2 separate regions of the Homo sapiens genome follow, and region 2 is linked to region 1. A link is an interaction called in ENCODE POLR2A ChIA-PET data of the cell type or tissue named here. Cell type or tissue: MCF 10A. All regions are shown on one strand.

Evidence for each region. ChIA-PET counts read pairs that join two places held together with the same protein. Peaks named below come from ENCODE experiments on the same cell type or tissue, not always from the same donor. Only the 100,000 strongest peaks of a DNase experiment are listed, where the experiment ranks them.
Region 2: POLR2A ChIA-PET joins it to region 1 with 14 read pairs; 3 of 35 experiments call an interaction of 5 or more read pairs at or near these places.

What each region holds. Positions count from the first base shown.
Region 1 is chr7:20,406,276-20,410,275 of GRCh38, reverse strand. It overlaps ITGB8 (integrin subunit beta 8), which reads right to left. Exons shown (of 14, transcript NM_002214.3): 13 at 498-661; 14 at 1-401. The coding sequence ends at 279. Among named protein-coding and RNA genes, the nearest start is that of ITGB8-AS1, 77 kb to the right of the region's middle. In MCF 10A, no CTCF peak of the experiment used is centred here; DNase peaks (open chromatin) are centred at 1,545 and 2,265.
Region 2 is chr7:20,540,473-20,544,472 of GRCh38, reverse strand. No RefSeq gene overlaps it. Among named protein-coding and RNA genes, the nearest start is that of ABCB5, 73 kb to the left of the region's middle. In MCF 10A, no CTCF peak of the experiment used is centred here; DNase peaks (open chromatin) are centred at 1,682 and 2,332.

The DNA.
Region 1 (4,000 bases):
TCTACATTCTATGCTGATCTAAATAAGTTATATATTACAGTAAAGTGCTACAACGACACTAGTCTCAAACAGTAGTAAGACACATTTTTCTCTGAAAAAGTCAGCAGCTATGTGAGTCACATCATGATGAGGATACTTGTCAGTCTTCGTTCGAGTGTACAACCAGCAACTGGCATGACCGTGAGCAATTTGTCTCCTCCTGTGACTTTTAAAATTATAATCTTTAGGAGCAATTATTAACAATTCCAGTTTCCCATTAAGTGTTTAAAAATCTTTTTTTAGAAGTTGCACCTGAAAGTTTCATGAGCATTTAATTTGCTGATATCCATTTTTATTTCTTCAGGCTTCTCACGTCGGTAGGTGACTGCTCTTGTGCAAACACTTTGCAGAATCAACTTATCCTTAATAGAGAAGAAATATTATTATTAACTAAGGGCCTAAATATTGTAACTAGGCAATAACATACTGTTAGCAGTTCTTTTTTAGAATTCACTGACCTTTTTTGAGGCTGACACTCTGTAATCTGATGAGGACTTAATTTTATTACTATTCCATTGTAGTATCACCTGTCTAATGATCAGGACTTTAAGCAACCCAATCAAGAATGTAACTATGAAAATGATGAAAAATATTCTCAAGTAGCTTGGGCTGGAGAAACATTCTGTAATGAAGCAAACAAATAAATGGATTAAAAATTGGAATAAGTAAATCAAAGAGTCTATCAAGTAAATAATGTTCACACTTCAATTAATAGTGCCAAAGATATTTGCAAATCTCCATTTTCAAATCGGGATTGAAATTACCTTTGATTCAAAACAAAAAGCTCTCTAATTTTTCTTGCGCGTTTACTATGAAAATATTTTCAATAGAAAACCCTCCTTTGGGAAATAGCCATGATTAAGGTATTCAATCACATTATTCCATTGCAGCTTGATTCTTTAATTGTATTAACTGGAATATGTCCATGTCCCATAACCAAGCATAATTTGATCCAAGACAGAAAGAGGACTAGTTTTTGTGGTACGTACTGTTGATCACTAAATGGAAAAGAGGATTTTAAAAAATTATTGAGCAGTTCTGGGCCTTAGGATATGTTTCTCTTGTTATGCTTGGTCTTCATTTGTTCCATGCCAGTAATGGAAAATAAAGTAAACATCTGCAGAAGCTAAAATCAAAACTACTCCAATAGGTGAATAAATATTTCTTCAGAAATTGAAGTGTAAATTTTCATTCTTATTATACACGGCTTCTCCAGGAAATAGGAGTGTCCAATTTGGGACAACATGAAAATATCATTCTTCATTTTCATTAATTTACTTTTTACTAGTCTGTTAACTACACCTATTCCATTTGCCTCTAAACATGCACTGTGTATTTTAAGAATAAATAATGCTTAGGACAAATAATTACTAGCTGGAAAAAGAAATGTTGTGTTAAGAGGAGGGGCATGCTGGATCTCATTTTAGCACCAGATCTTTGGCACACCCTCACAGCCAAAGATCTGGTGCTTGAAAGTCTACAGGCTCTGTTGTTGCCAGAGGCATTACCCTAATCTAACAGGAAGATGGTTGCACAATAGGCAAGTAGTCCATGGAACTCACCAGCTGCCCCAGATTCATAAAATTACTTTGTGGCTAAAGTGGCATGTGTTCCCCTCCCTACTCTCCAGAGTTTGGGAACCTCATCCAAAGTTCCAAGGTGTCCCTGAGAGGGCCACTACGGAGGTGACCTGCCAAGGCTTAGCATAGTGGACCGCCCAACCAATCCTGGGTGATTTGGGTCAGAATTTCCAGTGAGGACTAAGTATGTTTTTGAATAAGGCCAAGCTCAGTGATAAGGGAAAGGGTTCCTCTCAAGTGGGAAGACTTAATTAAGCCTATTTTTTTTTTTTTTTTTTTGTGATAAGGTACTTTGAAAGAAAGGTCAAAGGCTATCCCAGTGCTACAACTGGAATGGAAACACCAAATGCCAGTGCAGGTCTCTGTTGCTACAGGTCTCACAGAGAGAGAATCCAAAATATTCTGCTCAAAATTGGTGTCTTTTGAGGCCTCCACAGTGACTTCGGGCTCATAACATACATGCCTTTTGTTCTGACAGACTGTCATTTCCTCTGGTTGATTTAGGACTACTCAATCAGCTAAGGCAGATCATCAGAGGGGGCACGTGGCTTGATCCCACTTACTGGCTTCTCGCCTGGTGGGAGCTCAGCCAGAGAGACTGAAAGAACAGCCTTTAAGTGCAACTGAGTGGATAGATAATAGAGGTGCCTAACAAATGCCCTTTCCCTCTCCTTGCACAATAGTTGTGAAGGGAGGGGCAGCCCCTAGCTACTGACACATTTTAGAAATATTTCTAATAGGTTAGAACAGAGGGCATTTTCAGAGCTCAAATCTGCATGCATATTTAAATGCTATGAGTGGTCAAACATTCATGCCTAGCCCATGCTTTCCTTAGTTTAGGTCAGGCCGGGGCTTTTCCTAAGGAGCTTTAAGAGAATACTTTTTGTAACAACACTTAAGTCAAAGTAGTGTTTACTTAACATAATAAATGACATGTTGATAGTAAGGCCCTATTTATTAGAAAGGCACTTGGCTTTCTGGAGTGATTGCCGCAGCTCCAGCTGGCAGCACATGGGGCTTTTTTCAGAGCCAAGTTCATTATGGGGTAAGATCAGTGTGGATGTGAGGGAAAAAGGAAACAAAACTCTGGAGAAAGTTTACTCTTTTGTGCAGTCTCTCTAAGAGCTGGGATTTTTCTTACAGGTGGGAGAGACTTGAAATAATAGTTGCAATGGGAATGTTTAATAAAGATATAATTTCAAGGTTAGTTTCTAATGCCCGTGGAGTTCCACACCTTACCCCTGTGCAAAGTAAGGTTCTGGGTTCTAAATAACTTTTGTTTTGTTTTGCTTTTGTTGTTTTTTTTTTTTAAACAGCTTTATTAAGTATCATTGATATACAAAAACTGCACATATTAATGTATACAATATAATGAGTTTGCGATTCAGTTTTTTAAATCTCCCAGAGATGAGTATGCTTGCTATGGTGTGGCTGAGTGGTTAGTTTTCCCCTCTCATCTACACAGCTGAATTCCCATGCAACGTACTTCCATGGAAAGGCATCCAAATAAATTGGCTGTCAAGGCCTCAGTGAACCAGAAATATGAGTTCCCCATGTAAACTCATTTCAGTAACAGATAAAATCTGTGGAGCCATAATTTTCCTTCATAATCCAAACTTGCTTCTAGTTCTGAACTTCCTCATGTCTAATCAATATTTGCTTTCATGTTTCAGGTGAAGCCAAAAAAATCCTAAGTAATGATGATCTGCTTTTACAAAATATGTAACTTCAAAAGGGCCATTCCTTCCTAGTACTTTTCATTTTGATAAAAATATAGCTTAAGGATGAATGATTATAAATGTGACATAATGAAAAGTGTATGGAACTTTTAGTTTGAAGATCTTGATCTAAGACATGTATCTTAACATTACTAGTTAAGAGACAGCAGCCCTCATACAAAATTTCCCTGAGCCTCAGTTTCCCCATCTATAACATGGAGATTATACCAATCTCAAAGAGTTGTATGACATTAAGTGAGCCAGTGAACATGAAGGAAGTATCTAAGGTAGAAGATGACACAAAAACACACATTTATTATTGTTATAAAGAATAAAGCAATGTTTCATAATTTAAAAATAAAGCCCTCAGTCCTCTTTTTTTTTTTTTTAAATGGGGTTCCTCTCTTGTTGCCCAGGCTGCAATGCAATGGCATGATCTCAGCTCATTGCAACCTCCGCCTCCCGGATTCAAGGGATTCTCCTGCCTATGCCTCCTGAGTAGGTGGGACTACAGGTGCCCGCCACTGCGCCTGGCCAATTTTGTATTTTTAGTAGAGACGGGGTTTCACCACGTTGGCCAGGCTGATCTGGAACTCCTGACCTCAGGTGATCCACCCGCCTTGGCCTCCCAAAATGCTGGGATTACAGGTGTGAGCCACCACA
Region 2 (4,000 bases), 130 kb before region 1:
TTTATTTTCTTTTTGCACTTGAAAGCTTCAGAATTTAAGCTGCTTTGTAATTACCAATGGCAAAATATTTTCAAGTCAAATTGCTGGGACTTTGTTTGTTTGTTTGTTTCTTATTATTTTTCAAAATATTTCTTTTTTGTTTTTTTATTATTTTGCTGGGACTTTAATAATGTTGTGATATTTTGGCTTCTGTGATATCTTAACGGTTATGTTTTTAGCAATATAGTTCTGAGTGTTTTCCTATTTAAATGCTTTAAAAATTATTACTTTGAATACTGTTTCATTTCTAAACTCAAAATATGGTACAAGCCTATCACCAGTGCACTCATTTCATGTTGCAAAAATCCTTGAAAGACTTGCTTTGTATGCTAAGGGAAGAGCCCAGATTCCTCATATCTCTGAATGATGATCTTCGGGGTTCAATCTTGCCCAAATCTCCATAACTGTTTTCTCACCCCTTGGCACCCCAAAACTTTCTTTAAGTATTGAAACCTGGAGTTCCTATTCTATGTCCCCTATCCTCTGGGGAACTACCATTCTATTCTATGGAATTCTATTTCTCTTCCCTCTCTTTATTTATCCTTAAATTTAAATTGAATTTCCATCTTTACATCCATAAGCAAAACCCATTTACTCATATGGCATGTCATGCAGAATTAGGAATTCCATGAACAGATTACATAATGAAAAAAGATTAAGAGAGAAAATGTTCCATGGTGCCTCAGGCCAATCTTAATGAAGCCATAAATATTTTCCACTTTTAGCTGCTTTTTTCAACATCTTCCTGGCTAAAAATCTTCCTAGCATCACCATATTTGAGCAATGCTGTAGTCAAACTGAATACCCAACTGGGACCCTACGTAGTGTACACTTAACCTCTGAATGTAAGCTTTGAGTATTGCAGCACATCTGAAACATAGCTTGGGAGGGAAGAGGAAGATGAAAAGGGAGAGAATGGAGGCTTGGTGAGGTAGTGGGGACCCAAAGACAAATGCCTTCACATTCCATGGTATGGGGGTAAAAAAAAAAAAGTGTAAGTGCCAAAAGGAGAAACTTCCTAATTTCTATCGCAGTTATAGAGAAAGTCAATATTGTTGGATAGAACAAATGACATAACAACTGAACTAAACCTAACTATTAGATGATCAAAACCAGTTATTTTCAAAGTTGATGCATATATAAATCATTTGGGATTCTTATTACAATACAGGTTCTGATTTAATGGGTCTAGGATAGAGCCTGAGATGCTGCATTTTTAACAGGCTCCAAGGTGATGCTGCTGCTGCTGCTGGATTATAGTCTACACTTGGCATAGTGAGGCTTTAGAATACCCTCTTTTTTGTGTGTGTGTAAAATACATTTTATATGAAGGTCTTATATGAAAAATTAAAATATTTAATATAACTTCTAATATATACACTCTGACCCCTTGTGTGTAGATTAAAAACAAAAAAGCAACACGATGAAGAATCATCCAATTAAGCATGCATTTTTTAGGATTAAATTTAGATGACAAGAATCCAAAACAAAGCAATTAGATCTGAAATTCTGAGACTATTACCTTACATTTGTATCAAGGAAAACAGTCACAGCACATATTCTATTAATACATAATTTGGATTTCACAAGAAGAGGATCTGAATCATCTGTTCTCTTATGCTGTGCTGCCAAGGCTCATAAAAGCTCTCCAGCAGGCGAGCCTGTGTGTCCTGTCACACCATGGCCTTCCACCAACACAAGTGTTTGTCCTCTAGAAACTTTTAAGTTAAGCCCTGCAAAATTTGCACTTTTTGTCTTTCTAGGTTTGCAATGTTGATATTCCTGAGTCTGATGTTTCTTTCACATTTTATTTGGCAAAACTAAATGATAATATGTATTTGCATATATATTTACATAGTTCCATACACATATTTATTTACATTTATATACTACTTTAAGTTGTTTTCCATATACTCTCCTGTAATCTTCTCAATGATTTTGTGAGTTTAGCTATTTTCTCCATGTTACTAGTAAAAAAACCAAGGCTTGAGGATGTCAGAAAACATACCCAGGATTTAATAAGTGGCAAAATCAACACTCAAATCTAGGTCTTTGGGTGAAAATAATCTCAGTTTCTTTCCACCAGGTCTTACTTATTTTCATCACAAAGAACATATGTAGAGGTGATGTTATTGTGAAACCAAGAGGATAATTGCTAAGATAGCTTAAATAAAGACTGCAGAGAAAGAACAAAGAGACATCTTTCCAAATACTGTGACAAAGTCAAATCTAGAATCCAGTTGCATGGCTGAAAGGGATATGTTAGCTCTGATTAAATAACAAGTTTTGACATGTAGCAGATGACAGACAACAGGAAGAGGCCCAGAGCATGTAAGTGCGCAGACTTCCAGTCATTTTCAATAAATGACTGTGTCAGTGGAACATCAGTAACCCACGACTTCCTTTAAAGTTCACTCTCTTAAAAATAAAAAAATAGGGACAATTTTTAAAAATTTAATTATATTTTATTTTAAATTCTGGGATACACGTGCAGGATGTAGAGGTTTTTACATAGGTAAACGTGTGCCATGGTAGTTTGCTGCGCCTATCAACCCATCACCTAGGTATTAAGCCCCATACACATTAGCTATTTATTCTGATACTCTACTTCCCCCTGCCCCCTTGACAGGCCCCAATGTGTGTTGTTCCCCTTTCTGTGTCCTTGTGTTCTCATTGTTCAGCTCTGACTTATAAGTGAGAGCATATGGTGTTTGATTTTCTGTTACTGTGTATGTTTGCTGAGGATGATGGCTTCCAGCTCCATCCATGTCCCTGCAAAAGACATGATCTTATTCCTTTTTATGGCTGCGTAGTATTCCATGGTATGTATGTACCACATTTTCTTTATCCAGTCTATCATTGATGGGTATTTGGGTTGATTCTGTTTCTTTGCTATTGTGAGTAGTGCTGCAATGAACATATATGTGCATGTATCTTTATAACAGAATGATTTGTATTCCTTTGGGTATATACCCAGTAATGGGATTGCTGGGTCAAATTGTATTTCTGTTTCTAGGTTTTTGAGGAATTGCCACACTGTCCTCCACAATGGTTGAACTAATTTACATTCCTACCAACAGTGTAAAAGTGCTTCTGTTTTTCCACAGCCTCACTAGCATCTGTTGTTTCTTGACTTTTTAATAATTGCCATCCTAACTGGTGTGAGATGGTATCTCATTGTGGTTTTGATTTGCATTTCTCTAATGATCAATGATGTTGAGCTTTTTTTCATATGTTTGTTGGCCACATAAATGTCTTCTTTTGAGAAGTGTCTGTTCATGTCCTTTGCCCACTTTTTAATGGGGTTGTTTTTTTTTTTCTTGTACATTTGTTTAAGTTCCTTGTAGATTCTGGATATTAGACCTTTGTCAGATGGATAGTTTGCAAAAATTTTTTCCCATTCTGTAGGTTCTTTGTTCACTCTGATGATAGTGTTTTTTGCTGCGCAGAAGCTCTTTAGTTTAATTAGATCCCATTTGTCAATTTTTGCTTTTGTTCCCATTGCTTTTGATGTTTTCATCATGAAATCTTTGGCCGTGCCTATGTCCTGAATGATACTGCCTAGCTTTTCTTCTAGGGTTTTTATAGTTTTGGGTTTTACATTTAAGTCTTTAATCCATCTTGAGTTAGTTTTTGTATAAGGTGTAAGGAAAAGGTCCAGTTTCAATTTTCTGCATATGGCTAGCCAGTTTTCCCAGAACCATCTATTAAATAGGGAATCCTTTCCCCATTGCTTTTTTTTGGTCAGGTTTGTCGAAGATCAGATGGTTGTAGATGTGCGGTCTTATTTCTGAGGTGTCTATTATGTTCAATTGGTCTATGTGTCTGTTTTTGTACCAGTACCTTGCTGTTTTGGTTACTGTAGCCTTGTAGTATTGTTTGAAGTTGGGTAGTGTGATGGTTCCAGCTTTGTTCTTTTTGCTTAGGACTGTCTTGGCTATATGGGCTCTTTTTTGCTTCC